Linked DNA regions of Homo sapiens: regions 1, 2, 3, 4 and 6 are each linked to region 5. The links are chromatin loops, found by intact Hi-C in ENCODE. Cell type or tissue: OCI-LY7. All regions are shown on one strand. Region 1 has its middle 22 kb from the start of CFAP161. Region 2 overlaps MESD (mesoderm development LRP chaperone). Region 3 overlaps ARNT2 (aryl hydrocarbon receptor nuclear translocator 2). Region 4 holds the start of MIR4514 (microRNA 4514). Region 5 overlaps IL16 (interleukin 16). Region 6 has its middle 28 kb from the start of CFAP161.

What was found. A loop is a pair of places that touch in the nucleus more often than their neighbours do. Peaks named below come from ENCODE experiments on the same cell type or tissue, not always from the same donor. Only the 100,000 strongest peaks of a DNase experiment are listed, where the experiment ranks them.
Region 1: a loop joins it to region 5, with 10 times the contacts of the local background. A loop is called at or near these places in 101 of 110 quality-filtered maps.
Region 2: a loop joins it to region 5, with 7 times the contacts of the local background. A loop is called at or near these places in 65 of 110 quality-filtered maps.
Region 3: it touches region 5 in a loop (6-fold over the local background); 22 of 110 quality-filtered maps call a loop at or near these places.
Region 4: a loop joins it to region 5, with 6 times the contacts of the local background. A loop is called at or near these places in 45 of 110 quality-filtered maps.
Region 6: it touches region 5 in a loop (8-fold over the local background); 107 of 110 quality-filtered maps call a loop at or near these places.

The regions. Positions count from the first base shown.
Region 1 is chr15:81,153,816-81,157,815 of GRCh38, reverse strand. No RefSeq gene overlaps it. Among named protein-coding and RNA genes, the nearest start is that of CFAP161, 22 kb to the right of the region's middle. In OCI-LY7, CTCF peaks have their summits at 1,790 and 2,000 (motif pointing left); a DNase peak (open chromatin) is centred at 2,015.
Region 2 is chr15:80,975,555-80,979,554 of GRCh38, reverse strand. MESD (mesoderm development LRP chaperone) reads left to right here. Exons shown (of 3, transcript NM_015154.3): 3 at 78-3,803. The coding sequence ends at 336. Among named protein-coding and RNA genes, the nearest start is that of MESD, 12 kb to the left of the region's middle. RefSeq lists silencers at 533-827, 1,693-1,987. In OCI-LY7, CTCF peaks have their summits at 1,635 and 1,834; DNase peaks (open chromatin) are centred at 124 and 1,814; H3K27ac peaks cover 1,095 bases.
Region 3 is chr15:80,453,494-80,457,493 of GRCh38, reverse strand. The region is part of intron 2 of ARNT2 (aryl hydrocarbon receptor nuclear translocator 2); the gene reads right to left. Among named protein-coding and RNA genes, the nearest start is that of ARNT2, 51 kb to the right of the region's middle. In OCI-LY7, CTCF peaks have their summits at 1,319 and 1,526 (motif pointing left); a DNase peak (open chromatin) is centred at 1,513.
Region 4 is chr15:80,994,217-80,998,216 of GRCh38, reverse strand. MIR4514 (microRNA 4514) reads left to right here and starts at 744; the gene lies at 744-800. RefSeq lists an enhancer at 160-661. In OCI-LY7, CTCF peaks have their summits at 1,607 and 1,807 (motif pointing left); a DNase peak (open chromatin) is centred at 1,786.
Region 5 is chr15:81,264,248-81,268,247 of GRCh38, reverse strand. It overlaps IL16 (interleukin 16), which reads right to left. Exons shown (of 19, transcript NM_172217.5): 4 at 2,447-2,589. Among named protein-coding and RNA genes, the nearest start is that of STARD5, 58 kb to the left of the region's middle. RefSeq lists an enhancer at 2,880-2,949. In OCI-LY7, CTCF peaks have their summits at 1,625, 2,066 and 2,265 (motif pointing right); DNase peaks (open chromatin) are centred at 1,667, 2,237 and 2,787; H3K4me3 peaks cover 1,379 bases; H3K27ac peaks cover 930 bases.
Region 6 is chr15:81,104,287-81,108,286 of GRCh38, reverse strand. It overlaps a transcript of CFAP161 not described here. Among named protein-coding and RNA genes, the nearest start is that of CFAP161, 28 kb to the left of the region's middle. In OCI-LY7, a CTCF peak has its summit at 1,617 (motif pointing left); a DNase peak (open chromatin) is centred at 1,616.

The DNA of each region.
Region 1 (4,000 bases), 110 kb after region 5:
GATCTGTACATGAGATCCCTAGAAGTTGTTAATCGTATAAAGTTTGTATCCTCTGAACAATATCTTCCCATTTCCCTCACCTCCCAGTCCCTGGGAACCACCATTCTACTCTCTGCTTCTGGGAGTTTGACTCTTTCAGATTCCACATGTGAGTGAGATCATGCAGTATTTATGTTTCTGTGTCTGGCTTATTTCACTTAATGTCCTCCAGATTCACCCATGCCTTCACAAACAACTGCGGTCCCACCATAGACTCATAGCAGGGATGGGGGGATGCCCAGCTCCCAGGCTTCCTCCACAGTCCTCACCACTGCTCCCTGCTCCCCAAGACTGGATGGTACCTGAGCTGAGCAGTTCCCCTGGCACCTTGCCTCCTTCCCTCCCACTCACTCAGACATGGTTCTGCAGAACGTTCTCCCTGCAGACATGGCTCTTCCTGTCACCTTTGGATGGTACATTTGAAGCAGGTCTCAACATGGAACTTGAGGGCACACCTAGGGTCACTCCCCATGATACACTACAGTATTGCTCAATCTCCAATCTTACTGATTCAATTCTAGCCAACAAAAATTCATGAAGGATTTCTGCCTGAGAGGTTAAGTTACGGGTGAAGTGTTCTGGCCCCAGATTCAGAGTGGCTGGCTCTCCTACTTACCAGCTGTGCAACACTGGGTAAGTTAATCTCTCCATGTCTCAGTTTCTACTCCAGTAAAACTCAGATAATGATGGTACCTGGCTTACAGGTTATACGTGAGAATTACATTGGTTAATGCATGAAAAAGAATGCTTAGAAGAGTGTCTGGCACATAGTACGTGCTCAATAAATGTTAGCTATGCTAATGATGGTATTTTAACCCTGGAGACATAACTTGGGATAAGTTTTCCTGCCCTCAGGGAGCTTATGGTCAAGCATGGTAGACAGAGGTAAACACACCATACAATTCAGAGTGACAAGTGCTGTAAGAGAGGAAGTACTAACTCATGTGCTCCACTGGACAAATCAGTCCACCTCTCCAAGCTTTCATTTACCTGTAAAATGAGGGAGAAGGAAGAACTAGCATTTAGCAGTATGAGCCAAGCCCTGGGCTGAACATGGGGGATGCGGATATTAAAATCATATGTGTATACCCACAGCATCTGTATTTGAGGGGCTCATAGTTAAGTGGAAGAGAGACAAATATTTAAAAATTAGAATGCAGCAATGCAAGGCAGAGATACATACAAGAGACCCAAGCAGTCTTGACAATTATTATTCTTATTGACGTAGTTCTAGACAGGATGCTCAGTGCTTAACCACACAACTCCACTTAATCTGCACAGGAAGCCTGAGAGATGGGTAATATTTTAGCCCTCTTTTTAACCTATGAAGGAATGGAGGCCCAAAGTGGTGCAATGACTTTCCAAAGACATGCAGCTGGGAAGCGAACAGTGTCCACACTGAGTTGTCTGATCCCAGAGCCAGCACTCAGAACCATGATCTCCTCCTGCTTCTCTCAAATACGTTGTCTCGTTCTATTTAATCTTCTAAACAACTCTGAGAGGGAGCTAGTAATCCTATAGAGAAAACTGAGGCTTCACGAGGGCAAAGTGGCTTAGCTGAGGATGGTAAGTAGCAGCGAGGGCTTTGAAATCACTATTCGGCACATCATGCAGGACCCCTGGACCTGGGGTTTAGGGTACAATTTCTTGGAGGGACCTCCAGGCTCCAGATGCAATGTTTATAAAAAGTCCCAAAGGGGCTGTAGGCTAACCTGAACTTCCTTTGTCGCAAACCCTAGGAATGCTGTTTTATTCAGGTTTTACACGTGCCTAATACACGGTTTTCTTTATAAAGTCAAAAAACATTGAATTCATACTCTGACCACAGTGTTTTTATGGTTTTTCCCCTCTTAGAATGTACATTTTGAAAACTGAAAACCCCCTCGTATTTTGCAATAAGCTCAATATTTGAGCAACTGCAAGTGTTGACTTGTTAGCATTATTAACATTGACATCTCGTGGCCACTTTGGAAAACTGCAAGATCAAATTGGCAGGACAGAAACCAGGCCTCCTTCCAGGTTGCAAAACCTCTTCAAGGTTCATCAGTCTCGACTTCTCAGCAGACACTGTCACCAGAGGGGGATCTGTTCAGAATTTGCCTCTGTCTAACCCCTGGGTTTAGGTGGGTCCCTTCTCCTATCTGGGCCTATCTTCCTCACCTGTAAAATGACCGGGGAAGCCAAATCAGCTGGTCCTTGTAGGTTCTGACACTCTATGGTTCTGTCATTGCCATCCAATCAGATGAAAGGAAAATGGTATCTCATTGCTGTCTTCATTTGAACATGTTTTGAAATGTTTATTGGATCCTCGAATTACTTCTTTTAGAGTTGCCAGTTTAAGCCTTTGCCTTATTTTTCTAATGGGGTGTTTACAGTTTTATCTTGCATTTGTAGGAGTTCCTTATATATTAACCAATTGACTTCTCTGCGACATCATCTCCCCATAGGAATTGAACCCAGTAATTTAGCCAGGCTCTCCTTACGCCAAGTCTTCAAGATAACTGAATTTATATTGAATTATTATCAAATATAGAAATACTTATAAATAGTTGTAGTTCTTTTTTTTTTTTTTCTTTTGAGACAGGATCTTGCTCTGTTGCCCAAGGTGGAGTTCAGTGTCATTACCATAGCTCACTGTAACCTCTAACTTCTGGGCACAAGTGATCCTCCCACCTCAGCCTCCCAAGTAGCTAGGACTACAGGCATGTGCCGCCACACCTGGCTAATTTTTTTTAATTTTTTGTAAAGATGGGTTCTATGTTGCACAGACTGATTTCAAATTCCCAAAGTACTAGGAGTACAGGCATGAGCTACACCGGGGCCTACACAGTTGCTCTTAAAAACAAAGCTATTTTCTTTTGAAACAGCTACAGACAAATAAGGAGACGTTGAGTGTATTTACTAATGGAAAAAACAGTGTCTCTATTATTTTTTGCCTTTGAAGGGATATTGGGGAAAAAAATCTGCCAAAACCCATTAATCAGACTTCAGCTTTGTTCTCCTCAGGTTTAAGCCTTTGGGGGCTTTCACCAACTGTAATTTCAGACTCACAAATGACCTCCTTCAATTACCTCATACCCCTCACTCCCAGACTAACCTTCCTTTCCTGTCCTATCTCTCCCTTGCTCAAAAATATGTGGTGGCTCCCAAATGCTCCATATATTAATATAGACTGCCACACTCTGACCCCTCTACCTCCTTCAATGTCTCATCTCCCTTCTGACCCTCTCTGCAGTGGAAGCCTTAAAGGTAGGAACACATTTACTCCCCACTGGATCCCCAGTGTCTACCTCAAGACCTGGTATAAAATAGTCAATGATGTCTGCTGGATCTGGTTGAATGCAAAAATGTCTACTGTATATGGGAAAGGAGTCGAGTCCTCCTCCAGGTATGGAACCAAATGTGATAAAGATGAACTCACTTACTGACTGGGATGTACACATATTAAATTCATAGGAAGGTGGAGGGGGAGCAACAGAGGCCCTTTCACACGTGGGCACCTGCTTTTGCGTAGCTAACATATCCAGTCCTCTCAGAAGCCCTCAAAGGTGAAGTTCTTGGAGCTAGGACATGGAGAACCCTAGCCACTGGGCTCGTTGGTTTCTTCCTTGCTCCCGCTGGCAGGATGCTAAAGGTGCTCTTCAATCCCAAAGTTGTATTTGCTATCAGTTACCCAAGACTTAGGTGAGTGTGATAGAGACAAACAGCCTAGCAGATGACAGCACTGTAGGTGGGTTGCAGCTATATCCACACCAAAACAACCTCCACTCAGGGACCAGACATTCCCAGATGACTGCTTGTCACCTTTCCTGTGCACCTGTTTTTCCTACTGGGTTTGAATCTCAGGGAGAGGCATGTGCCCCAAATCTGAGTGTCCACCTTCTCCTTCTCTCCTGGCCTTATACCCACCAAGCTATAGAGTCCTGTCTCTCTCTTCCTGGCCTCTCTCTAACCCATGCCC
Region 2 (4,000 bases), 290 kb after region 5:
AGTGCCAGAGAATTGCTCTGACCCCTTAGCACCTTACTAGTACGTGCTGGCTGACTGATTGCATCTCTCTGCCCAAGGTTCATTGTGGGATCAGACCGTGCTATCTTCATGCTTCGCGATGGGAGCTACGCCTGGGAGATCAAGGACTTTTTGGTCGGTCAAGACAGGTGTGCTGATGTAACTCTGGAGGGCCAGGTGTACCCCGGCAAAGGAGGAGGAAGCAAAGAGAAAAATAAAACAAAGCAAGACAAGGGCAAAAAAAAGAAGGAAGGAGATCTGAAATCTCGGTCTTCCAAGGAAGAAAATCGAGCTGGGAATAAAAGAGAAGACCTGTGATGGGGCAGCAGTGACGCGCTGTGGGGGGACAGGTGGACGTGGAGAGCTCTTTGCCCAGCTCCTGGGGTGGGAGTGGTCTCAGGCAACTGCACACCGGATGACATTCTAGTGTCTTCTAGAAAGGGTCTGCCACATGACCAGTTTGTGGTCAAAGAATTACTGCTTAATAGGCTTCAAGTAAGAAGACAGATGTTTTCTAATTAATACTGGACACTGACAAATTCATGTTTACTATAAAATCTCCTTACATGGAAATGTGACTGTGTTGCTTTTTCCCATTTACACTTGGTGAGTCATCAACTCTACTGAGATTCCACTCCCCTCCAAGCACCTGCTGTGATTGGGTGGCCTGCTCTGATCAGATAGCAAATTCTGATCAGAGAAGACTTTAAAACTCTTGACTTAATTGAGTAAACTCTTCATGCCATATACATCATTTTCATTATGTTAAAGGTAAAATATGCTTTGTGAACTCAGATGTCTGTAGCCAGGAAGCCAGGGTGTGTAAATCCAAAATCTATGCAGGAAATGCGGAGAATAGAAAATATGTCACTTGAAATCCTAAGTAGTTTTGAATTTCTTTGACTTGAATCTTACTCATCAGTAAGAGAACTCTTGGTGTCTGTCAGGTTTTATGTGGTCTGTAAAGTTAGGGGTTCTGTTTTGTTTCCTTATTTAGGAAAGAGTACTGCTGGTGTCGAGGGGTTATATGTTCCATTTAATGTGACAGTTTTAAAGGATTTAAGTAGGGAATCAGAGTCCTTTGCAGAGTGTGACAGACGACTCAATAACCTCATTTGTTTCTAAACATTTTTCTTTGATAAAGTGCCTAAATCTGTGCTTTCGTATAGAGTAACATGATGTGCTACTGTTGATGTCTGATTTTGCCGTTCATGTTAGAGCCTACTGTGAATAAGAGTTAGAACATTTATATACAGATGTCATTTCTAAGAACTAAAATTCTTTGGGAAAAACCCTCAATTGTGATTTTAATAAATTAAAAGTAGCACATTACATGGTTAGAAAATGTCAGTGTTAAAGAATGGTACAAAGTGAAAAGTGTATCCCTCTCTTGCCGCCGGTGGTAGCTTGTCCCAGTGGAAGCTGCTGTTAACAATTTGTGCCCCCACATCCCCCTCCCTGCCCATCCACCAAAAAAAAGTACATTTACTTATGTAAATGTACTTATGGTGATGTATGTTTGTTTTGGCCTCACAGCATCTGTTTCCCCTTAATTTGGTAGCTGCTCACATTTCCCTCGAAAGAACCACACCCTCTGCATTCTCAGTTCTCTGCTTTGGATGGGACATTTGCCCTGCAGTCCCCCCACCCTCCAGGCCATGCCCTCTCCAGGGTGAGGCCTGTGTGATCTACCGTACTAGGGTACTAGGCCCTGAAAGAGGCTTTTCTTGTTCCTCCTGCATCTTGAACCTGGAGCGGGAGCTGTTGTAGGCCCCGCCCTTGGAGAAGAGAACTGTCTGACAGTGGGGAGAGAGCGCCACACCCTGGTGGCATAAACGAGTCCCTGAATCATGCCGTGGCTGAACCAAGCCCTGTCTGTGGGCTTTTTCTGTTGTACTCAGGGCAGTTTGATGGGGTTACTGTCCTGCATAGCCATAATGGCCCAGTATAAAGCAGCTGTTTTGATGAGATAATTGCTTTAATTAAGCAAAAGGTAGCAAAGCTTTCACTCCGCCCTGTACCTTCTGTTTCCACTTAGGAGCCTTCCCATGTCAGAATGTGCAGATCTGTCTCATTGTTTCCTGTGCAGTGTGCCCCCACTTCACCCAGTAGTTTCTGTGTGTCTGTTATGTACTAGGTACTACAAGGTGCCAGGACGGTGTAGATACAGCCTCTGCTATCGTAAAACTCAATGATTCGGTGGGGGAAGACAAATGTCAGTAATGTACAAAGTAAAATGGCAGCTGTTAGAAGTATGAAAGGGGCAGGGTAGGGGGAGGTAGAATCTTCCCTGACCAGGTTAAGAAAACCAGAGGCCTTCTCTGAGGGCAAGAGGAGGAGAGGAGAAATAGAGTAAGGCAGGCAGAGGAAACAGTCTGAGCTAAGACCCTGTGGCTAGAAGTGGCAGAGGGAGAGGCAGCAGGAAGGCCAGCGGGGAGGCTGGGGCCCAGTGCAGGCCCAGGTTGGAGGAGCGTAGCACATGGAGTTTGGTAGGAGTTTGGGACGCCCTGGTGGATCTTAATTGTGATGGGGTGGGTGTGAAAGGCAGTCCAGGTTGCACTGGTTGCACAGGAGAAGTGATCAGAAGAGGACCCCAGCAGGTGTGAGCCGTGAGCTGGGAGGTGCTTCAGTAGTGCAGGCCATAGCTGAAGGTGTCCTACATCAGCAGGGTGATGGTGAGGTTTGAACCACTGTTTCACTGCATAGTCCCTGCTGATGGACACTTGAGTGTTCAGATTTTTTGCTGGTATATTCAGTGCTGCAGTGGACATTTTCATACAAAATATTTCGGTACACTTTTGTTTATATCTGAAAGGTAAATTCCTAGCAGTAGAATTATTAGAGCAAACGGAATTTAACATTTTGGTGTGTATTGCCAAATTGCCCTCCCAAGTGGTTTAGTCAGCTTACCCTTGCCAACAATAGATCTATCCTTGCCAGCCTTGGGCATCACATTTACCAGTTTAATAGATTGTAAAACCATATCTTAATTGGCTACCCTGAAGCCACCATACTGGAGAGGCTGCGTACAGTGTTTCACGTAGAGAGAGGGATACCCAGGAGGCCCACCTGCTCCAACCCCAGCTGCATGAGTCTTCCCAGCCCAGGCACAGACATGTGGATAAGATTTAAACATTTCCAGCCCCAGCCTTCAAGCAATCCTAGTTGACACTGAGGGGAGCCAACATAAGCTGAGCTGAGAAACAGTCTGCCCAGTCTGCAGATTCATGAGCAAAAGAAATGTTGGGCTGGGTACAGTGGCTCACGCCTGTAATCCCAGTACTTTGGGAGGCCGAGGTGGGTGGATCAGTTGAGGTCAGGAGTTTGAGACCAGCCTGGCCAACATGGTGAAGCCCTGTCTCTACTAAAAATTAGCCGAGTGTGGTGGTGCGGGCCTGTAATCCCAGCTACTCAGGTGGCTGAGGCAGGAGAATGGCTTGAACCCGGGAGGCGGAGGTTGCAGTGAGCCAAGATCAGGCCACTGCACTCCAGCCTGGATGACGGGATGAGACTCTGTCTCAAAAAAACGAAACAAAAATTTTTTAAGAGAAATGTCATTTGTTTTTGTTTTTGAGACAGGGTCTCACTCTGTTGCCCTCACTAGAGTGCAGTAGGATCACGGCTCACTGAAGTCTCTACCTACCGGCTCAATTGATCTTCCCACCACAGCCTCCCAAATAGCTGGGAGAAATGTCCTGTTTTTAATGAATTTGTCTTCCTTTTTGTCTTGTTTGTTTTAATATCTAGTGATCTAATAAATTTGGATGATATCTTTTGACTATCAATTATGAAACCTGTATCAGATATACACATCTTTCCTTCTTCATCCTCAGGCTTTCTGGTTTTGATGGTGATACTGTGGCTTTTGTACTTCTGGTGGTTTCCCTTATACTGTTAAACCTCTTTTTTTTTTTTAAATTAAACCAACTTAGTATGCATTAACCACTGAACAAGGGAAAGGAACTCACAAACTTTTTCCTGT
Region 3 (4,000 bases), 810 kb after region 5:
TAAAAAGGCTCACGGGATTTTGAAAACAGAAGTTTTCAGGGTGAAGGGATCACAAGGGAAAGAGAAATACTACCGGTTGTACTGCTTAAAAATGTGGCTGGTCTTGATGAGTCAAAGTGAAAAGGACATTTAAGACTTTGCCCTATTAAATCCAGGACCACAAACATGGCTGTTGAGGGGAAAATGGCTGTTTGGGGCTCAAGCTACTCAAATCAGCTGTGCTTGTGGAAACTCACCAAGTAGTTATTCAGATTCACCCTTTACTGGGCCTCTCAGTGTAAACATAAGACAAAAAGACTTGATAGATATTTGTTGAACTAATACCTCAAACTCTTCTCAAAAAATCATGTCTCTGTAATGGTAATTCACACAATTCCTAAACATGTTAGGGCAGAGGGGGTACTTAATTGGTGTCAAGTGTACCCAGAGTCCTTGGGGAAACAAAATGAAAAATGATACAGATGTCTGAGCTTTCCTGGACATCCACGTGAGTGGAGCTCCTTGGAGAGAATGTCTCAGAGTCCCTGCATTCCCCATCTTGTTCTTTGTAGTCCTGGTGGACTGGATGAGGCACAGTTCCCATGGAATTCAAGGAGAAGGAAGGCCAGCCTGCCTGGCAGCCTGGCTTGAGAAACTCCTTGCCTGAACAGCTCAGTATCAGAATGGAGTGTGTATTAAATGACCACTGCTACAGATTCTAGAGCTGCTGGCCTCCCAGTAAGGGTGACCCATACCCTCAGGCTCTAAGGGCAGGGCTTCAGTGGCTAATGAGTGACTTGGAGAAGGCACAGGACACCCAGGTTACCAGGAAATGGCAGATTACACAGGGCGAGCCATCCTTGCATGGGCACACCCAAGAAGCTCCCAACAAGACAAATCCTAGTCTCTAGGGGTTTAGGTGCAAACTGAGGGACCTAGGGACTGGAATTAGGTAAGGCAAAGAAGTATTTTCTTCTTAAAATTAGTATCTTTTGTTTTTGTTTTGTTTTATGTACTGCGTAGCCAAAGTCCTAATCTTGGCCTTATTTTGTTTGGAATGACCTGACGGGATCCCCTGCTAATTTGGAATCTCTGGTTCTCGGACACAAGGGTTATACTAACAGTATAAGAACAAAAGGAGTTACATAACTGGAAAAGATGACAGTAATGATAACAGAAATACCTACGCACAAAAAGAAGAGGAGATGGGGTAGAACAGTGATAAGAAAAAAAAAAAGTACAGTTAAAGGGCCTTACAGACACCACTAAGAGAGACAGACACACACCTCTGCAAGGTAGTTTGGGAAACCAGGCACCGGGCAGCAGCTTTAGAGTTGCCGATGTTGTGGACAAGTGGGAGCTGAATGCAAGACTTTCTAAACGAATCAAAGCTATCAATATTCTGCATAATTACTAAGCCATCACCCCACCTTTCTCGGAAAATTACATCGCGAAGGTAAGCACCAAAAATGCTGTAACCAAATTCACCCGGTGTTCTGCAGAGCCGCAGAACCACGCTGCCACCTAGTGTTCACCATGGGGAAGAGCGATTTTGCCGTCCACATGAAGGTTATTTAACACCCCGTGCGTGCTGTCAAAAACATTTCAGCGTTAAGAAAAAGAAATAGCAGTTTCAACATTCCAAAGAACTCATGCAAGCATTTAACAAAACCACAAGTGGGTGTGAGACATACAGTTATCTTTAAAATTCCTTTTAGCTCAAGTTGGTATGAGTGTGATTGTCAGTACTCCTGCAAAATGCAATTTATAAGCCAGCCCTCTGTCCTCAGCCTTCATGATCTTCGGGGTGTTTAGGGTGACCAACCATCCTGATTTTCTCAGTATAGGAGTGGAGATACCTGGGATCTAGGACTTCAGTGCTAAAACTGGAAAAGTCCTGGACACACCAGGATGGTTGGTCACTTTTGTTTTTGCAAAGAGTTCTGTTCTTTACCCAGCCCTTTGTGGGACCAGACAGATAAGGAAGTGAGCCCCATGGTAAATAATACCACGCTGGCCAGGTCAGCTGTGGCTCAATCAAGCAGAGGGTATGAGAAAGAGATGGCCTTGCTCCAGAGCCAGAGTCTTCTGAAGTCCGCCGGGAACTTGGGAACCAGCATTTGTCTGGGAAAATTAGGGACCCAGATCCTGTGCCTCACACCTGTGCATGTGTACAGCCATCAGCTCTAGGAATTCGGAGGCGAACCAGGAGGTAAATCAGGACACAAATGTTTAAATACTCAGGATGACTCAATCCACCCGAAAACAGTCTCACTGGCTCATCAGCAACATGGAAAACAATGCAACCCTGGAGGACACAAAGGATCTTTTAGAGCCACACCTGCCAAGATGCTGCTGCTTTGGACTGCTATCACCATCTTGGATTCTCTACTTTACATAGGACTACCATAAGCTGTGCCTATTTCTTTTCTATAAGTCTAAGTAAATCATCCTTTGTTTTATATCTTGTATGTGTCTCTATTACACAGCAGCATCTGGATAATAAAGGAGAGAAATCAAAATATGACTTTTAAGTCCTATTGTACTCACTTTAATTCAACACAGTGAATGGATGATAGAAGAGTCTTCAAAAAGGGGGCTGAAAATGCATTTTACTGTACTTTTCCGTCGATGAGCCTGAATGCCTGCCTCGACAGAAAGCCATGATAAGCATTTCTGAACTTGCAGTTAGTTGTGAGTGAAGTGAAGCTCCCTGACGGTGACTGTAATCATAATAATGCTTCATCAAATACGAGCCTCTAAACAGAAGTCACTTATGCTCTAGTGAGATAAAAGGGCTGGTCCCACAGTGACAGTAAAGGAGTGATCCTGGGCCAACCCAAAGCTTCTGCAACAAGTGAAGTGTCAAGGGCTGCTGGAAAATGCTCCTCCTTCAGAGCCTGGACTGGCCAGCCCAGACTGCAGCAATGCTAGCACATAAAAGTTCACCAAGAGAAACAGCTGCTTACATAAATATACCTGCAATTTGACCACATTCCAGCAGCTCCCAGGGTTACCTTAGAGGGAGATGGCTACAAGTAACTTGAAAATAGTCCATTGGCTATAAGTAACTTGAAAATAGTTTTTCCTCAGTGATGCTATTTTAGAAGCCCAGCATCGGACTCCAAGTGGAAAGGGACTGACACATCCCTGCCCTCAGCCTCCACCCTCCAACCCATCAAAAGCTGGCTTTGAGATGGGCACAAACCCTAACTAGCCACTGCTGCTTCCCCCAACTGAATTTGCCCCAGTGAAGCCCCCCACCCCTCACCACCCTGTCACTGAGATCAGGGAGGTTACTACAAACATGCATTCCAGGTGACTTGCTTCAGCTCATTTCTCCCACGCATGTGGAATCACTTTTGAAAGAATCTGGGACTTTGGAACCTCCACCTTGAGTCCCAAATGCTGGGAGAGCAGGCAGCTCGCTAAGACACTTACTGATGAAGGCTGTCAGGGAAATGGGAAGAAAGTTAAACCATGAAGATCCACAGTGCTAGGCCCGGCGGGAGGCCTGGAGGATCCCAACTGCAAGACATTGGTTCTAATTGGCTTTGGAACACTAGGGTGGGAAGGGGGGTTATCCTGGAAATTTGGGATACTTCCCTCCATCAGAATAATCAGGTCAGAGTGGGAAGACCTAGGCAAGGAATGGGGGTGTGGGAAGGTCCTTGCCAATGCCACTACCCCCTTCCACCACCCCCATTCCTCCTCTCTCTTCTTTCCCCTCTCTCTCTGAGTCTCTCCACCATGTCCCACATTCTCAGATGGAAAAGGGAGGTGGAAGAACACCATGCCATCAGTAGGGAGGGCAGTGGGAAATGCGTGCCATGGCACAGGAGCAGGGGCCTGCCATGGGGTTACCTGCATTTCGATGAGAGTGAGTGACTTCCATCAGGGTCTCCTTTGTACTTAGTTAAGTGTTTAGGCTGTGGTTGAAGGAGCTATTATCATGAGCTTCTAGAACAGCGGAGGCCTCAGTCATAGAATTTCAGCAAAACATGTAAAAACGTCAGATGCA
Region 4 (4,000 bases), 270 kb after region 5:
TTGAGGGTTGTCTGTTGCTGTTGCATATTTTTAGTCTAATTAGAGGATGGCTTGTTGGTGTCTGCCCTTAGAGTCACTCAAGCAATGGCTTTTTCTTTAGAAAACTCCACCTATTACCCCTTCTAACCCTCTCAAAATTAAAATAAATATAAATCAAAAGTATTTGCTGTGATCTGACCCCCAAATTCATATGTTAAAACTTAATCACCAGTGTCACAGTATTACAAGGTGAGCCTTTGGGAGATGGTTAAGTCATGAGGTGGAGCCCTCTTGAATGGGGTTAGTGGCCTTATAAAAGAGGTGTGAGAGAGTTGTTCACCTCTTTTGCCCTTTCATCATGGGAGGATGCAGCAACATAGAGGACGCATCATCTATGAGGAATGGGCCCCTGCTGGGGCCTTGATCTTCTACTTCCCAGCTCTAGAGCTGTGAGCAATAAATTTCTATTAGTTATAAATTACCCAGTCTAAGGTATTTTGTTATAGCAGCTCAAATGGACTAAGTATTTTTTTTTTTAATGGATGTTGAGTGAGAGAAGAAAGCGGAAAATGTGTGGACTGAGGATTGGCTGAGGGAAGGTAAATGGAGTGGATGAGAGGGAGCTGGTAAATGGCCTGGCCCCTAGAGAATGCATTCTCAATACTGGCTCAAGGCCTACACTGAAATAGGCATCTGATGAAAAGTAAGTGAACAAGTTGCAAAGAGAGAACTGAGGATTTGGGCAGGACAAGAGGAACTGACAGGTTGAGACAGGCAGGATTGGGGAAACATCTTTTACCTCGTCTCTTGCCTGTTTTAGAAGGTGCATCCACCACTTGGTATAAGAGAACATTATGGGCATTCTGTTTTGTTTTTATGTTTTAAATCGTGGTAAAATAGCATAATATCATCTTACCCATTGTTAAGTACATTATCGTGCAACCATCACCATCCTCTATCTCCAGAAATGTTTAATCTTGCCCAACTGAAACTCCATACCCATTAAGTAACTGCTCCCCACTCCCCCTTCCTCCAGTCCCTGGCAACCACCATTCTACTTTCTCTATGAATTTGACTACCCTAGGTACCTCATGTTAGTGGAACCATACAATATTTGTTATTTTGTGCCTGGCTTATTTCACTTAACATAATATCTTTTTTTTTTTTTTTTTTTTTTTTGAGACGAGGTCCGGCTCTGTCTCCCAGGCTAGAGCACAGTGGCGCGATCTCGGCTCACTGCAAGCTCCGCCTCTCGGGTTCATGCCATTCTCCTGCCTCAGCCTCCCGAGTAGCTGGGACTGCAGGCACCCACCACCACACGCAGCTAATTTTTTTTTGTATTTTTAGTAGAGACGGGGTTTCACTGTGTTAGCCAGGATGGTCTCGATCTCCTGACCTCGTGATGCGCCTGCCTTGGCCTCCCAAAGTGCTGGGATTACAGGCATGAGCCACGTGCCCAGCCTTAACATAATGTCTTTAAGATTCATTGATATTATAGCATACATGGGAATTTCCCTTCTTTTTTATGGGTGAACGGTATTCCATTGTAAGCACTCCGGATCTTTTCATTCTATCAAAAATTTATTTATTTATTTATTTAGTAGCGAGAAAGTCTCAGAGACACAGTCTCACTTTGATATCCAGACTGGTCTCACACCCTTGGCCTCAAGTGGTCCTCTCACCTTAGCCTCCCAAAGTGCTGAGATTACAGGTGTGAGCCTGTCTGGCCACTCTGGGTTTTGATACCCAACTTTCACACTACCCCACACTTTACAGACCAACAACCATGCTGTGTTTGGTCTGTAGTGCCACCTGTTGGTCAGTAAGAGGCATTCTCTGCCCTAATTATTTTTCCCTTTGGAGCAATGTCCCTCTGTTTTGCTTTTGTGCACACAGATGGGCCAATTACATCTCAGGCTATCTTTCTTATACATATGCATTATTTCCCTTTCACTATCTGTTGTAAAAGAGAGGAATTTATATCTCTCCTTCTTTTCCCCAGATTCCTTCATTGTCATAGGTGATGCATGACAACAGCCCCTGGTTCACCAGGGAGCAAGATCACTGTCTAACACCTCGCTCTCCTTACCTGGCATGTCCTCTTGCTCTCTGGCATATTTTGTTCCCATCCAGTAAGAACACCTGGGCAGTACCTCACACATCACTCCCATTTCCTCCCCAGCCCCACTTTCCACCCTCCCTTCCTCCCTCCATGCTTTCTCTCTGTTCACCTGCAGCTGGGTGTGTGAGGGAGCCCTGTGTGCTGGACCAGTTATACCTTGGCAGGCACACCTGAGCATGCAGGTCCTGAAGTCTAGGAGAGCTGGAATTTTCTGCATTAGTTTACCAGAGCACCCTCCATGGAGGCAAAGTTTGCTTGCACAGATTAATAAATTCTGTACCCCATTCATTTACTGGCCAGCCATCTTTGGATGTATTTTCTATTTTCCAGCATCCTGAAGAAGAGAAAAAACAAGTGCTAAGTTTCAGGCACCCTGGTCTTAACACTAATCATGCCTGACCAAGTTTTGACATCTCTCATGGTGCCTAGTAGTCAGTAACTACAGAGTGATTAGATGTATTGGTGCCTCACAAGGAGGTTCCCTGATCTTTCAGACAGACCCAGGTATTTCTTCCCCCCCTTGTAGCTACTATGATGCCTGCTCAGCTTCAGAGTGGCGTCAAGTACTTGTAACTGTTGGTGTAACTCTCTCCACAACCCTATCATCTCTGTAAGGGCAGGGACTTGATCTATGCATCTTTCCCCCACATTTAATGTATTCAGTGTTTATGGCATTAATAAGTTAATGAATTATTTTATCTGTTAAGTCTCTGTGCAAGAAAGGTGCCCTTTTATTGAACCAAACTCTGGCTGCTCACAACTTTTATTCAGTAACGGACAGAAAGTCATGGATATTCATGAAACAACAGCAGGGGTACAGTCTAGGTCTGGTCATGACCTAACAGCTCACAACTCTTAAGATTGAAGGGGAGGCCTGAGGCCTGTTTGCTTAGCAAGTGTGTTCACCTCATTTTTCTTACAGCTTGTTTGAGATAGTCCAGGGAGGTGATTCTTTGGAAACAGACTGAATTTTCTGAACATAACTGCATATATCTGTGCTGCAAAGTACATGTAATTTTTTCAGATGACACAGATAAAAGTCCTGCCTTCTTCAGAGATTCAGATCTCATCCCCAAATTTTCAAGGCCATTGCACTATTGTAGATAATTTGAATTACATGTATTATTCTGATAATTTCCATTGAAATTAGACTTTTCACCCTTACATATTGGTGGAAAGAAGGGTATCAATTCACATTTTGTAAGCAGCAGTGTGTTTATGTGTGTCTCTCCTTTTAAAGCACAAGTGGGCCAGGCGCGGCAGTTCCCGCCTATAATTCCAGCACTCTGGCAGGGCGAGGTGGATGGATCACTTGTGCCCAAAAGTTCTAGACCAGCTTGGGCAACATGGTGAAAACCCATCCTTTAAAAAAAAAAAAATGCACTTTGGGAGGCCAAGGCGGGTGGATCACGAGGTTAGGAGTTCAAGACCAGCCTGGCCAACATGGTGAAACCCCTGTCTCTACTAAAAATACAAAAATTAGCCGGACATGGTGGCATGTGCCTGTAATCCCAGCTACTCAGGAGGCTGAGGCAGGACAATTGCTTGAACTGGGGCCCGGGAGGCAGAGGTTGCAGTGAGCTGAGATCGCACCACTGCACTCCAGCCTGGGCTACACAGTGCAACTCTGTCTCAAAAAAGAAAAAAAAATGCAAAAATTAGCCAGGTGTGGTATGGGAGGCTGAGGCGGGAGGATCCCTTGAGCCTGAGAGGTGGAGGTTGCAGAGAGCCAATATCTGGCCGCTGCACTCCAGTCTGGGTGACAGAGCAAGACCCTGTCTCAAAAAAACAAACAAACAAAAACAACACACCACCACTGACGTATGTTAGATGTGAAGAAAAATAGAAAATACAGAGAAAAGGTTAAAATATTTTGGAATCTCACTGCTTAGAGACAGC
Region 5 (4,000 bases):
GCTCTTCTCTGGATCACCCTCTCTCTTGTTGGCTTGCAGTTGCCCACACCTGATGGGCCGCTCTCTCCAAAGTCACCCAGGAAATACCCAGGTCCTGTAAGCCACTCCCTGGCCTTCCCGTCCACTGTGGATCCCACTTTCTCTTCTTCTCTCCCAGAAACAACCTTCCTCTGATAACTCCCTCTCCTCCTCCTTTGGAGGGCTGTTATGAAGACAATGTGAAATCACGCATGGACATCCGTGGTGGTTAATTTTCTGTGTCCACTTGACTGGGCCACATGGGTGCCCATATATTTAGTCAACCATTATTCTGTGTGTGTCTATGAGGGTGCTTTGGAATGAGATGAGCATTGAAATCTGTAGCCAAAGCACATCACCTGCCCTGATGCAGGTGAGCCTCATCCAATCTGCTGAAGTCCTGAATAGAGAAAAGACAGACCTCCCCTGAGTTAGAAAGCATCCTTCGTGCGTGACTGCCTTTGAACTAGGACATCAGCCTTTTTCCTGTCTTTATATTCCAACTGAAAAATCAGCCCTTCCTGGGCTTGAGCCTGCTGGCCTTTGGATGGGAACCACACCATTGGCTCTCCTGGTTCTCAGGCCTTTAGACTCTAATTAGGTCTAAACCATAGGCTTCCCTGGGTCTCCAGCTTGTCAATTCATGCTAAAGATCTTGGAACCTGCCTACCTTCATAATCCCATAAACCAACCAATTCATTATGATCAGTCTCTCGCTCTCTCTGTGTGTGTGTGTGTGTGTGTGTGTGTCTGTGTATGTGTGTCTGCGTATGTGTATGTGTGTCTATCTATACATCTCTTATTGGTTCTGTCTCCAACTAACATAGTGTCTAATTGCCTCCTAAACTTTGAGGAGTTGAGTAGAGGGAATAACTGAGTCTCCCACTCCTGTCCCCAAAACACTGCCAATCTCCTGAAGCACTCCTTCCTGGTGGAATGTAACCCCTCAATTCTCTTCAGCACAGCCTCCCAGGCAGCTACTACTGGCTGATCTTTAGCCCATCCCTGCTGGCCAGGTAGGCCTCCTGTTCCCAAGGACCTGGATCCTAGTGCATGAGGCAGCAAAGACAGGAAGCAGCTTCCCCCAGGAAGTACCCGCTAGCCCAATCCTCAGGGACCCAGCGCTGGCTGCAGATATTGGAGGGCTCCAGTGTACTCCTGTATGACCCCAGATGTGCAGAAAACCAGGGACTGGGAAAGTTCTCAGCTCAGGGTGGCACCAGGGAAGCCACCTTCTTCTAACACTAGGACACCACACTCCCAGTTTGGGAATGAAAAACACATTGACTCAAGGAAAGGAAGGGAAGAGAGAGATGAAATTCACTGAGCATCTATTATGTACTATGCAGGGAAACATTGCTTGACCGTGGAGACCCTCCTTGGGAGAGTCAGTTGGTGAGATGAAATGCTAACATAAATGACACTCACAAGACAGGCTGGGTGAGCACTGTGAGAGGAGTGCAGTTGCTTCCTGATGGGCATTTGGGAAAATGTGAAGTCCACGCCTTTGGAGAGATCAGGAGCTTTCCCAGGCAAAAGAGAACCTTAGGAAGGTTTTTGAAGGCTGGGGCAGTTTCTAGAGATAGAGATCAGAGAAGGAGGGGTGAGATGCTACAGACAGAGGGCGCTGTGTGACCAAAAGTGGCAGCGTGCAGCACAGCGTGCTTTGGCTGGGGCTGAAAGGCAAGCTGGTGGGACGTGTGTAGGGTACACTGTGCTTTATATCTGCTTAGCTCTCTGCCTGCAAGCTGACACCTGTAGTGGGAAGGTCATGGACTGAGGAGCACACAGGGCAGTTTAAATTCTGGTCCTATAGGTTTTAAGATGCATAAACCCAGCTACTCACTTTGCCAAGCCTCAGTGTCCTACTATAAAATGGGACTAACAACATATTCCTTTCTAAGCTTGTTTTAAGAATTAGAGGCAATGTTGGTAAAGCAGGTCACTAGATTATAGGAGTGAAAAGCCTTTTCGCACAGGCTTCAGAGTCATAAAGATCAGACTTGAAGTCCCAGCTGTTTCTCCTCAACAGTGTGAATGTGCATAAATCCTTTAACTTGCCCAAGCTGTAGCTCCCTCTTCTACCTCTTAGGAGTATGTGCAGATGAAATAAAGCGATCCACGCAAAGCCATAGTTCAGGGTCCCCCCGCGTGCCGTGTTCTCTACATGTTAGCTCTTAATAGCACACACGTGGCAGCAGTTGCAAGTGCCTGGCACAAGGGGGCGCTCAATGGATGACCATTTCTAATGCGGTTCTCAGCCCAGAGATGGTTGTACCTTCTTGCAGCTACTAAGCGAGACCCTCTCCTCTGTAGTTCTGCGGACAAAAAAACTACTGGGAAGGCCTCTTCAGCCACTGTTAATGTTGGGCCCCTCCCTTCTCCCCGGGAGAAACTCTTCTCTGAGTTTCCCTCCTTCCATTCTTACCGCAGCCTTTCCTGCTGGACAGTCCAATTGTTGAGAGAGGGACTTCCTGTTACTGCAGAGAGAGTAAGGCTGCCTGTCCGTGGGCGCTGCAGATTTCTTGGTCATTGGAAAATCAATTTCTCTTGTGCAATAGGGATTAACACCTAAACCAGAAGAGGAAAAACAGCAAGAAATCATTTGTGCTCTCAAAATGCAAAGTTCAACTAAGAACAATATCAGCCCCTCATTAGCCAGGGGCCAGTGTGACTGTAAACCACTTAACACCCTGTGCCAGGTGCGTGGTGGGGAGAGGTGGCCGCGGAAGACATGAGCAGCATTGTCATGATCTCCACGCATGCTGTCTGTACTGCAGGGTGCAGATGGGACTCTCACTTCCATTTTACCTCCATTCAATGCAACAAGAGTTGACAGGCATTTCCTGCAAGTCAATCAGTGTGCTGAGCTCTCAGAAACCACAATGCTGCATCAGATCCAGGCCCCGGTGTTTTCAATCCCAACCAAGGAGAGAAAGGAGGAAAACACAAAGGTTTCCGAGGACAAGCACAAACAGGCGAGACCCAGTAGGAACAGGGGCAGGGGAGATCCTATCTGACTGGCTCTTACACAGGCACTCACACACAGGGATACACACACACGGAGACAACTCTTGATTCTTTGGATATCTGCAAAAATGCAAAGCGACAGGCTTCCTCTACTTTGTGGAAACCACAGACTTCCTTTCATCCAACCGGGAACTCTACCCTACCTCCCTACCCTACCACATCCAGCTGGGAAAACCTTCACAGATGATCTGATTTAACCTGTCATTGTCTACAACAGTGCTTCCCAAATGAAATATAATGCCAGCCACCTATGTAATTAAAAAATTTTCTAGTAGCCACATTTAAAAAGTGAAAAGAAACAGGAGAGATTAATTTTAATAATATATTTTATTTGGTCTGTTATATCTATTGTTCTTTCAACATATAAATAATATGTAAAATTATTAGTGAGATATTTTACATCCTTTTCTTCTTGCACTTAGTCTTTGAATCCAGTGGGTCTTTGATACTTTCTGCACATTCTGTTTGAATAAGTCACATTTCAAGTGCTCAAGACTACATGTGGCTAATGTGTTGGGCAGTTCCGTTCTAGAGGCCAGGAGAGGGGCAGGGTTTGCCTAGTATCCTGAGGGCCAAGTGAGGCTCGAGTGAATGGACAGGCTTTTGTGAAAAATTCCCCTAGAGGAAAAGGTAAGATTGGTGGTAGTTCAAAGGAAACACAGGATGGAGCAGGGTTGGGTTTGCTTTTATTTTCAGGATGGGAAAGACTTAAGCTTATTTATAGGCTGAAGAGAGGAAGCCACTGGCCAGGGTAGCTTGAGAAGAAAAGAGGAGTGGTATCTCTGAGGGTGTGAGATCCCTAAAAGGGGATGAGGAAAGGAACAAAGACAAGGTGAAGAAGGGAGAGGTTTTGGTCCATCGGGGCCCAGAGAGTGGCTGGGGAAACCTGCCCCTGCAAGAACAGCTGCTCCCAGCAGCTGCTTCAGCGCAAGTAGGTGGCCCTCTCTGAGTT
Region 6 (4,000 bases), 160 kb after region 5:
TATAAGATTCAGAATGCAACAAGAATGAATCTGTTTGGGTCCATTTCTATTTTTCTGCAATTTAAAAGTCAGCAATTATAAAAGGTTTGGAAGCAATGCAATTATTCACTTACAGTACAATAGGGTAAAGTTAAGAAAGAGACCATTTCCAGGAACTTAAAGATACTGGATGAATGTGCACAGAAGGGTATCAAGGCAGACTCATTTCCCCAAACCGTCAGCTTCTCCGGTTCCCTTAAGCTGATGGGAGAAGATAGGGTGTGTCTCAGTTTCACAGACGAGGAAACGGAAGTGCAGAGATAGTATGGGAAAACATAAGTTAACATGGGAGTCAGAACTAAAACCCACCATCAAAAAAAAAAAATGTGATAAGAGGGGAGGAAAGGAGAAAGAAAACATTGAAAAATAAAGCCTTCCTCATGTGTTCATAGCATTTGTGGGTCTCAGACCATGTTTATACACATCAGTTTTATTTGGGTACTTCCGTTACAAGAGGTTAGAAAATAATTCAATATTATATGACCAGCTCTGTTTATTTATTTTATTTTATTTTATTTATTTGAGACTGAGTTTCACTCTTGTTGCCCAGGCTGGAGTGCAATGGCATGATCTCGGCTCGCCACAACCTCCGCCTCCTGGGTTCAAGCAATTCTCCTGCCTCAGCCTCCTGAGTAGCTGGGATTACAGGCACACGCCACTACACCTGGCTAATTTTGTATTTTTAGGAGAGATGGGGTTTCTCCACGTTGGCCAGGCTGGTCTCAAAGTCCCGACCTCAGGTGATCCGCCCACCCCGGCCTCCCAAAGTGGTGGGATTACAGGCATGAGCCACTGTGCCCAGCCTCTGTAATTTAAATCACAGGCTTTGGAGTCAGATATTCTCAATCCAAATGGCAGAACCAAGCACTCACCTGCTGTGTAAACCTTGGGTGGAATCACAGTCTATGACTTAGTTGCCTCATCTGTAAAATGGAGAAATAACCTCACTCACGTTATATGATGAGTGTGGATATGTATGTAAGATGACGTGTGTGACACATTGGCACAGTACCTAGGACACAGTGAGTACTCGGTAAATACTACTGCTTATTATTATGAAAAGTCTGACAGCAGACCAAGAATGGGAACCAGTTTTCTGCTCAAATTCCTCCAGGCACCTCATTCAGCAGATGTTTGCAGGTTTTAGATAGTCGCATTGGGCTTGTTTTTTGTTTTGGTTGGTTTGAAACAGGGTCTTGCTGTATTTAGGCTGGAGTGTCATAGTGTGATCACAGCTCACTGTAGCCTTGCACTCCTTGGCTCAAGCAATCCTCCCACCTCAGCCTCCTGAGAAGCTAGTACTATAGGTGCACACCATCACGCCCGGCTAATTTTTAAATATTTTGTAGAAATGGGGTCTTGCTATGTAGCTCAAGCTGGTCTTGAACTCCTGGGCTCAAGTGATCCACCCGCCTCGGCCTCCCAAAGTCCTGGGATTACAGGCTTGAGCCACCACACAGCCACACTGGGCTGTTTCTCATGCTCAAAAGTAATGTCTCATCCAGAAGAAATGTTTAGGACAAGGGCTTCCCTGACCTTTGAAAGAGCGTGTTTAATTTCATAATTGGGCAAGTGTGCCCTCATGTGGCAATTCGTGGGTACAGCTTCTGATTTGTGACTAGAAAAATGATGCAGTGACAGCAAGGTGTTCTCCAGGCTCAGTTCAGAAGACTCCAGTTTACAAGTGGGTCTCTGATTCCAAAGGGAGTTGTAAACCTTTGCTTCTGGAACTAATGATACATCTTCTCTCACTGTAATAAACACCGAGGTTAAAAGCCAGCCGGGCACGGTGGCTCATGCCTGTAATCCCAGCACTTTGGGAGGCCGAGGTAGGCGGATCATGAGGTCAGGAGATCGAGACCATCCTGGTTAACACGGTGAAACCCCGTCAGTCTGATGTCGGAAGCCTATTAAATTATTGTCTACTTGCAATAGTCTTAGGTTTCACTCCTGCAAATAATCCTGTTTCACATTATGTTCTAAAAATATCAAAATCCTTGAGACTCCCCCAAACTATGTCTTTCTTGCCCTTGCTTTTAACTCTATTTGAATTTACTTTCTCAAGACCCTTCTTCTCCGTGTGATTTCTACTCATCTATCAAGACCATCTTAGAAGTCATCTCCCTCAGCAACATCCCCAGCCCAGATTAAGCTGTCTGCTACTCCCTGGTTCTCATGACACTTTGCATTTTCTCTGCAAATCCCTATTATGGGCAATTTTTCTTAGCAATGAGCAACTTGGACTAGTGTAAGCCCCATAAAGACAGGGGTCTTTTTGTTTCATCGACATAGCCTTAGCCCCAGCGACAATGCCTGATAGACAAGGGGATATTTGAAAGCACCTGCCACATCAGTGAATTGTTCAGTTTCTTTTTCACACTCCTGGGACCATCTGTAGTACAGTACAAACACTCATATTATCATAAATTTTATTCACTGGAAATACACAGCTACCCATCCTCCAAAACCTGTGTTTGCACATCACGTGGACTTAATAATCTTCTGCCTGCGTCAGCCTTCAAATGCCTGTCCATCTGGATCTCATAGCAGCCCGGAAGTGTTAATACATTAGTCATGAGCTGCTGCAATAGGCAGGTCTCAGTTTCCCCAGAATTGCAGGAAACCCTCCTCTATTTGTCTCAGATAAGTTGCTATCCCTCCACTTCTGCCAACCAACCTCTCCAGTGGCCACTGACTGCTTGGCTCAGAAGCTGAGGTGGGAGAATTGCTTGAGCCTGGCAGGTCAAGGCTGCAGTGAGCTGTGATTGGGCCACTGCACTCCAGCCTGGGTGACACAGTGAGACCCCGTCTCAGAAAAGAAAGAAGAGAAGGAGTGAGGGAAGAATGGAGGAAGGGAAGAAGGAAGGAAGGAGGGAAGGAGGAAAAGAAGGAAGGAGGGAAGGAGGGAAGAAAAGAAGAAGGAAAGGAAAGAAAGGAAGAAAGGAAGGAAAAGAAAGGAAGGAAAAAAGAAAAAGAAAGAAAGAGAAAGAGGAAGGAGAGAGAGAGAGAAAGAAAGAGGGGGGAGGGTGGGGGAGAAAGGAGGAGGGGGAGTGAGGGAGGAAAAAAGGAAGGGAGGGAGGAAGGAAGGGAGGGAGGGAGGGAGGGAGGGGAGGGGGGAGAAAGGTATGGGGGAGAAAGGAAGGGAGGGAGGGAGGGAAAAGAAAAGAAAGACAAAAAATTGAGGTGACACAGCTACAAGACAGGGAACATCAAGGATCGCCAGAAGCTGCCAGAAGAGGCATGGAACAGATTCTCCCTCAGAGTCACCGGAAGGAACCAACCCTGCCAAAATCTTGGTAACAGGTTTCTGGCCTCTAGAACCATAGGAGAATATATTTCCCTTGTTTTAACCCACCAAGTTTGTGGCAATTTCTTACAGCAGCCCTAGAAAACCAACATGCCATATAAATAGCAAACTAGAGAATATCATATACAGTAGGTGCCATTTATGTAAAATTTTATACCCATGTATAGAAGCCTACAGGGATGCCTGGAAGAATGTTTTCCAGATTGGGATTGGAAATAACCTCTGACTAGTGGCATTTGGGATGATTTTTCCACACTTTCAGATTGGAATAACTTAAGACTTAGATATAAGATATTTGGAAAGAATTCTTTTATATATTTCCTCAGCCTGTGAGATCCAAATGCAATCTTTCTAGAACCTTCCAAATAAGATCAAAAGGATGCCTTGTAACTCCCTTGGATACCATATCCCTTTGGCACAGCCTAAGTCCCACTCATGGGAGAGGATACCTTCCTTGCAGCTCCTTGTGGAATACTTGCTGTCTTTAAAGTAGCTGCCAGAACTTTGGCCCGCTCCTGTTCAGTTCAGACGACCTGGGTAAGGCCTAGGAAGCAGTCCCTACTGCCCCATGCTCACTGTCACAGCTTTCTAGTCTCTTCCCAGCTTCACTGCACTAGAGGGAAAATTGAAGGCGAAAACTGAAGTTGGCTAAAA